Regions from separate parts of the Homo sapiens genome. Here all the other regions are linked to region 3. A link is an interaction called in ENCODE POLR2A ChIA-PET data of the cell type or tissue named here. Cell type or tissue: B cell. All regions are shown on one strand. Region 1 overlaps PALM (paralemmin). Region 2 overlaps GNG7 (G protein subunit gamma 7). Region 3 has its middle 16 kb from the start of TCF3.

What was found. Peaks named below come from ENCODE experiments on the same cell type or tissue, not always from the same donor. Only the 100,000 strongest peaks of a DNase experiment are listed, where the experiment ranks them.
Region 1: POLR2A ChIA-PET joins it to region 3 with 6 read pairs; 1 of 35 experiments calls an interaction of 5 or more read pairs at or near these places.
Region 2: POLR2A ChIA-PET joins it to region 3 with 5 read pairs; 1 of 35 experiments calls an interaction of 5 or more read pairs at or near these places.

Annotation. Positions count from the first base shown.
Region 1 is chr19:721,462-723,961 of GRCh38, forward strand. All of the region lies in intron 1 of PALM (paralemmin), which reads left to right. Among named protein-coding and RNA genes, the nearest start is that of PALM, 14 kb to the left of the region's middle. In B cell, no CTCF peak of the experiment used is centred here; a DNase peak (open chromatin) is centred at 1,241; H3K27me3 peaks cover 1,301 bases.
Region 2 is chr19:2,607,312-2,609,811 of GRCh38, forward strand. The region is part of intron 2 of GNG7 (G protein subunit gamma 7); the gene reads right to left. Among named protein-coding and RNA genes, the nearest start is that of MIR7850, 22 kb to the right of the region's middle. RefSeq lists enhancers at 6-860, 731-1,300, 861-1,714, 1,541-1,680, 2,191-2,330. In B cell, no CTCF peak of the experiment used is centred here; DNase peaks (open chromatin) are centred at 1,010 and 2,490; H3K27ac peaks cover 886 bases.
Region 3 is chr19:1,667,802-1,670,301 of GRCh38, forward strand. No RefSeq gene overlaps it. Among named protein-coding and RNA genes, the nearest start is that of TCF3, 16 kb to the left of the region's middle. RefSeq lists a silencer at 157-206 and an enhancer at 1,143-1,893. In B cell, no CTCF peak of the experiment used is centred here; DNase peaks (open chromatin) are centred at 90, 1,220 and 1,240; H3K4me3 peaks cover 1,960 bases; H3K27ac peaks cover 2,339 bases.

The DNA of each region.
Region 1 (2,500 bases), 950 kb before region 3:
TGCCTTGTTGGCCAGGATGGTCTCAAACTCCTAACCTCAAGTGACCTGCCCACCTTGGCCTCCCGAAGTGCTAGGATTACAGGCATGAGCCACCGTGCCTGGCCTTCTTTTTTTAATTTTAAAAAAATTTTTTGTTTGTTTGTTTTGTTTTTTGAGACAGAGTTTCTCTCTTGTTGCCCAGGCTGGAGTGCAATGGTATGATCTCGGCTCACCGTGACTTCTGCCTCCCAGGTTCAAGTGATTCTCCTGCCTCAGCCTCCTGAGTAGCTGGGATTACAGGCATGTGCCACCATGCCCGGCTAATTTTTGTATTTTTAGTAGAGATGGGGTTTCTCCATGTTAGTCAGGCTGGTCTCAAACTCCTGACCTCAGGTGATCCACCCGCCTTGGCCTCCCAAAGTGCTGGGATTCCAGGCGTGAGCCACTGCACCTGGCCCATTTTTAAAAATTTTCATTTTTTTAATATATATTTTTTGAGACGGAGTCTCGCTCTGTCGCCCAGGCTGGAGTGCAGTGGCGCAATCTCGGCTCACTGCAAGCTCCGCCTTCCGGGTTCACGCCATTCTCCTGCCTCAGCCTCCCGAGTAGCTGGGACTACAGGCACCCGCCACCACGCCGGGCTAATTTTTTGTGTTTTTAGTAGAGACGGGGTTTCACCGTGTTAGCCAGGATGGTCTCGATCTCCTGACCTCGTGATCCGCCCGCCTCGGCCTCCCAAAGTGCTGGGATTACAGGCGTGAGCCAGCGCACCCGGCCTTAAATTTTTATTTTTGAGACAAAGTCTTGCTCTGTCACCTAGGCTGGAGACAGTGGCACAATCACGGCTCGACCCAGCCTCAACCTCCTGGATTCAAGTGATCCTCCCACCTCAGCCTCCCAAGTAGCTGGGACCACAGGGACATACCACCACACCTGGCTTTTTATTTATTTAGTTAGTTAGTTATTTTTGTAGAGACAGGCTCTTGCTATGTTGCCCAGGCTGGTCTCGAACTCCTGGGCTCAAGCGATCCACTGGCCTTCACCTCCCAAAATGCTGGAATTACAGGCTTGAGCCACCACACCTGGCCTAGGGTCTGATTCTCTTTTTGAGAAGCTGCCTCTGGCTGGCGGGTGGAGAGGGAGCTGTGAGGGGGCAGGGAGTTGGCAGGGAACACTAGAGGCCTGGGCTAGGGTGGGGAACTTGGGGTAGGCAGGAAGCGAGGGCCCGGGCCTCAAGGGAACGCACAGTGGATGGTTCACTGCCTGCATCACCCGTTGCTGGGGCTGACCGAGAACTCCAGCTGAGCTGGCTATTCAGGAAGGGCCCCCAAGCCAGAAAGCTGGATCAAGCCTTTCCTGAACCCCACCCGGTGAAGGCAGCTGAACCCAGCCTCCCTGAGGAGGGAGAAGGGAAAGCCACAGAGGGCGCAGCTGGTGTTCCCGGGCCCCTGGGAGGCACCGGGAAGGGTAGGTGTCACCTGCCAGGAAGGGAGGAGCCGGTGGGGTCACCTCTGGGGCATGGGAGCTGGACAACTTCACAGGCCTCAGCAGGGCCAGGAAACCAAACCCGAGTGGGGTGGGCAGGCGGGGCGCCTCGGGCTCCAGGGAGGTCTTGACCCGGAGCAGCCTCCCAGGCGGGGCTGGGGGTGAGCCAGTGCACTGTGCAGTTTCATTTTCTCTGCTGAACTGGGGGAGGGGATGGGGGCACAAGGGGGACGTCATAGGAGGCCTTAGAGCTGCAGGCATCTGTGCCTCCGTGTTTGCGTGGATGGGGAAACTGAGGCCCAGAGAGGCACGAGGGCTCTTTGGAGGCAGGGCTGGCTCTGGGCCCTGACACCAGGCTGAGAGGGCTGGGGGTGGCAGCAGACACGAAGGGCAGGCTGTAATTTCAGTCTCTGGGAAGATAAGATGTTGGGGGTCGGGGGAACCTGTCTCCCACCCCTCACCCCTGGTTCCCGCCAGGCCCTGCCCGTCAGCCTGGGCCTCCCCCTGTTGATGCCGCCCAGAGCTTGGGACACCCACCGCCAACCCCTACCGTCCTCTCCCTGCCTCGCTGCAACAGCCTTGGAAGCCTGAGGGTCGCTGGGAAGGTCAAGGCCAAGCTCAGCCCCAGTCTAGGGCTCGGTGCTCCTTGCGTTTTTCTTTTTGTTGTTTTGTTTTGTTTTGTTTTTGACGGAGTCTCGCTTTGTTGCCCTGGCTGGAGTGCAGCGCGTGATCTCTGCTCACTGCAACCTCCGCCTCCTGGGTTCAATCAATTCTCCTGCCTCAGCTCCTCAAGTAGCTGGTTTTACAGGTGCCTGCCATCACGCTCGGCTAATTTTTGTATTTTTTGGTAGAGACGGGGTTTTACCGTCTCTGTTGGCCAGGCTGGTCTCGAACTTCCGACCTCAGGTAATCCGCTCGCATCGGCCTCCCAGAGCGCTGGGATTACAGGCGTGAGCCACCGCGCCCGGCCTGCTTTTTGCATTTTACTAAGCACCTACTACGTGCAGCTTTCTGAGGGCCCACAGACCAGGGAGGG
Region 2 (2,500 bases), 940 kb after region 3:
GTTCAAGACCAGCCTGGCCAACATGGAGAAACCCTAACATTTTTAGTTTCTACTAAAAATTCAAAAAATTAGCCGAGCATGATGGCAGGCGCCTGTTATCCCAGCTACTTGGGAGGCTGAGGCAGGAGAATTGCTTGAACCTGGGAGGCAGAGGTTGCAGTGAGCCGAGATCGCACCATTGCACTCCAGCCTGGGCGACAAGAGTGAAACTCCATCTCAAAAAGAAAAAAAAAAAGAAAGACTAAAATGGTAAAAAAAAAAAAAAAAAGAAAGAAAGAAAAGAAAAAAGAAAAAGAAATACATATTAGGATGGGGCAAGCTAAACTACATTGTTATGTATTTTAACAACACATAAAACCCACTTGGGGCCAGTCTGCAAGTACCTCCCATGTAGGCTCAGCCTGGCACTTGAACCCCGTGCCCTCCGCCCCCCGCCCCTCCCAGTGGCGTCTCCGCTTCTCACTTCAGAGGCAGAGCTGTCATCGTGGGCACTGGGAAGTAGCCTGCAGTGTCAGCACAGACCGGCGCTCACCAACGACACGGCACGGAGGCTTTCTAGGGAGCAGTCCCCCCAGGACAGCAATACGTTCAGGCGACAGCGACACAGGGCAGCAACAGCGGTTCCCTCCTGGCAGGCAGCCAGACGCACACACGCACGCAGACCACACCATCCAGAAAGTTCACCTGCGACCTGAGACGCAGCTCTTTGAGGGAGATCAGAAGATCAGATGGTATTTGAGAAAAAAAAAAAAAAAAAGGTTAAGCCAAGTCAGTGGGAAGGTGGAGGAAAAAAAAAATAAATAAAGGTTAGGCTGAGGTCGCCGCCCTGCCACTCATGACACAGAGCGTGGCACGTCGGTTTCACACCTAAAAGTCAGAACGATTCACAGGTGGCGAAGCGTGGGTGGAGGAAAAGAGCGGGGATGTCTGAGGAGCAGAAAGACCGAAACGCAAGAGTAATACCTGCTGCGGAGAGGTTCCGCCCACGTGGGATTTGCCCCTGGGAAAAAAAAAAAAAGTCCCCGAAGCCCCTGCAAGGCAAGGCCTGCGGGCTGGAGGGACGGGCTCTTCACACACACGGGAGGACAGAGATCGTCTCTGGAGGTGGGCGCCCCAGCAGGCACACTGACGGCCTCGGTGCAGCTCCCCTGCACCCCCAAATGACGCAGGTCAGTAATCCAGGGACGGGCAGCAGGCTCACGTGTCCCCAGATGCAGGCACACCTGTGCCTCTCGAGTCATCTGCAGAGTCACGAGACCAGCAACCTGGAAACCTGGAGGAGCTCCCCTGGCTGCCACCGGACACCCCAGGGCAAGGGGCCGGGTGCCTCCCGGGCAACCCCCTCTCTCTGCAGCAGGGGATGCAGATGGCAGAGTCTCAAAGGCCTTCCCTGCATGGGGCAGACACGGAGGACACACTCTCCCGGGGTCTGCACTGAGGCTGTCAGGGGGCCTGCTGCGTTCCCCACTCCAGGTAACCCTGTCTGCTGGCACTGAGGGCCTCATCAGACCCCTGCAGGCCTGCAACCACAGCCAAAATCAGTGTGCCTTCTCCAAAGCCACCTTCTGACCCGCTTTTTAAAGAAACTGAGGTAAGGTTTGCATAATGTAAAATTAAGCATTTTAAAGTGAACAATTCAGTGGCATTCAACACATTCACAACGTTGTACAAACATCATGCCTACCTAGTTCTTGTACATTCTCTCTCTCTCTCTCTCTCTCTTTTTTTGTTTTGAGACAGGGTCTCACTCCATCTTCCAGGCTGGAGTGCAGTGGTGCGATCTTGGCTCACCGCAACCTCTGCCTCTCAGGTTCAAGCAATCCTCCTGCCTTAGCCTCCCGAGTAGCTGGGATTACAGGCATGCACCACCACACCTGGCTAATTTTTAATTTTTCGTAGAGATGGGGGTCTCACTATGTTGCCAAGGCTGGTCTTGAACTCCTAGCCTCATGATCCTCCCACCTCAGTGTCCTGTGGAGCTGGGACTACAGGCACGTACCACCCCACCCAGCTAATTTTTGTTTTACACTAAAGTGTTATTTCATCTTGGTCGCTGAGGTTTTTTAGCGCCCCCTTCAATTTTGTGCCCAGTGTGAATACATTGCTTGCCTGACCCTGGTCCTGCCCTGGGATTTGGGAGCCGACAGGTCCGGGTAACAACTGCAGTTTAGCCGCTCACTTGCTGGAGGACCTCAGGCTCTCTTCCGTGAGCCTTATTTTGGCCATTGCTGGAATCCCGTTGTGCAGGACAGCTGGGTGGATTGCAGTGATGTTTGCGCACCACGTCCCGAGTGCCAGAGCAGACAGGGTCCCACCTGTTACCGTCTTGGACTTCCAGCCTCCAGAACCAAGAGAGAGAAGAAATCTCTGTTGCTAAAGCCCTCCTCCAGTCTGTGGCTTGAGGTTACAGAGCCCCAGCAAACCATCACGCTGGGTTAAAGGAACTGGTCCCCAGAGCTCACAGCTGCAGACTGGCCACCGTAGGACAATCCAGTGGGAC
Region 3 (2,500 bases):
AGCTGGTGGGGCCGCCAAAGGGTGGCCGTGTGTGTGGCGGTGGCAGCTGGGGCTCTGGCAGTGGGGGAGGGTGGGCGGGAGGCAGCAGCTGGTGGCTGGCCCCAGGCCAGCTGGAGCCTGTGCAGAGGGAGGGCGCTGGGTCGGCTCACGCTGCCTCTGGGTCCCCTTCTGAGTCCCCCTCAGCCTTTCTCGGTTGGTCTCCATCTCTGTCTTTGTCTCTCTGTCTCTGTCTCTTTCTGTCTGTTTCTCTCTGTCTTCTTTCTCTGTGCTCTCTCTGTGTCAGCCTCCCTGTCTCTGTCTCTTTCTCTTCCCCATCTCTGTCTGTCTTTTTGTCTCTGTCTCTGTTTCTTTCTGTCTCTGCGTATCTCTTTCTGTCCCTCTGTCTCTGTCAGTCTCTCTGTGTCTGTGTGTGTCTCCATCTCTCTCTGTCTCCATCTCTCTCGTTGTCTCTCTGTTTCTCTTTATCTCTTTCTGTCTCTCTCTGCCTGTCTCTCTGCCTCTCTGTCTCTCTGTTTCTCTGCCTGTCTCTCTCTCTGCCTCTCTGTATCTCTATCTCTCTGTCTCTTTGTCTGTTTCTGTTCTTCTCTGTCTCCTTCTCTGCTTCTCTGTCTCCTTCTCTTTCTGTTCCTATCTCTTGTCTTTTTCTCTGTCTCTCTCTGCCTCTCTGTCTCCCTCTGTCTCTGCCTCTCTCTCCTTCCCCTTCACACTGGGGACTCCCCTGACTGGCCCGGACAGGGGCTGGTTACACTGCTGCACCCTCTCTTCCAGACCTCCCGCTCCACCCCACTCCCTGCTGCCTGCACCCCTGCGTCAGCCAGCACCTCTGTGCTGGCATGAAGGTCTCTACCCACCGGGAGGAGCCCAGGACCCTCTCACGGGCTGGGGACCCTGTGCGCATCGCTCCCCCTGTGAGCCTGCATTTCCCCACATGCAGGGTGTTTGCAGAGCCCTCTCAGAGCGGTGCTCTGGGGAACCACAGGGCAGAGGTCTCAGCCCGTCGGGGCTCCCAGCCAGATGGGGAAGGAGAATTTCGAAGGAATCGCCTTACAGGCATTTGAAACTCTGCAGGCAGAGGCCAGGGGAATCCCGGGTGGAGGAGCAGGCAGGGTGAGGGCCCTGAGAGTCCCTCCCCGGGTTAGGAGCAGGCAGGGTGAGGGCCCTGAGAGTCCCTCCCCGGGCCACCCCCAGCCACACTCCCCCGTCACACAGGGAACCTGGCCCAGTTGCCCGTACCCACTGGTCCTGGGGAGGGCAGCTGGGAGGGGCTGTGTGTGCACTAGGGGGGCGGAGCTGGGACTCCCCCCAAGGACCCTCCCTTCCGGGATCTACACCCCTGATCCCCCCTCGCCAGCACATCCACCCACCACCCTCGCAGACAATAGAATTCATCACTGTAGAAACATCCTCTGGGGCTGGGGCTTAATCAGTTCCTGATTTGCATTTTTGCATATTAATGACAGCAGAGCTGCTAATTTTGGCACATGATTTTAAAGGTGCAGTAGCTCTGAAACTACGGAGGCGGTGAGGGGGTGAGGACCGGGGCCTTCCTCACCTGGCCTGGGGGGTGCTGGCCCTCAGGTTACAGGTTACAGGGTCTCTGCCCTGGGAGCGGCCCCTGCCTCTGGGAGCTGCAGGGACCCTTGGGGATTATGGGGTCCCTGCCTCTGGGGCTCACAGGAATCACAGAGTCTCTGCCACTCTATCTTTCTTTCCTTCCCTTCCCTCCCTCCCCTCCCTCCTCTCTCTCTCTCTCTCTCTCTCTCTCTCTCTCTCTCTCTCGCTCTCTCTCTCTCGCTCTCTCTTTCCTTTCTTTCCTTCCCTTCCTTCCCTCCCTTCCCTCCCTCCCCTCTCTCTCTTTCCTTTCTTTCCTTTCCTTCCCTTCCTTCCCTCCCTCCCCTCCCTCCCCTCTCTCTCCTCTCTCTCCTCTCTCTCTCTCTCTCTTTCTTTCCTTTCTTTCCTTTCCTTCCTTTCCTTCCCTCCCTCCCCTCTCTCCTCTCTCTCTCTCTCGCTCTCTCTCTCTTTCCTTTCCTTCCTTTCCTTCCCTCCCTCCCCTCTCTCTCTCTCTCTTTCCTTTCCTTTCCTTCCTTTCCTCCCCTTCCTTCCCTCCCTCCCCTCTCTCTCTCTCTCTTTCCTTTCCTTCCCTTCCTTCCCTTCCTTCCCTCCCTTCCCTCGCTTCTCTCTCTCTCTCTCCTTCCCTTCCTTCCCTTCCCTCCCTCCCCCTTCTCTCTCTCTCTTTCTTTTCTTCCCTTCCTTCCCTCCCTCCCCTCTCTCTCTCTTTCCTTTCCTTCCTTTCCTTCCCTTCCTTCCCTCCCTTCCCCCCCCTTTCCTTTCCTTCCTTTCCTTCTCTTCCTTCCCTTCCTTCCCTCCCTTCCCTCCCTCCCCTCTCTCTCTCTCTTTCGTTCCTTTCCTTCCCTTCCTTCCCTCCCTTCCCTCCCTCGTCTCTCTCTCTCTCTCTCTCTCTTTCTTTCTTTCTTTCGCTCTTGTTGCCCAAGCTGGAGTG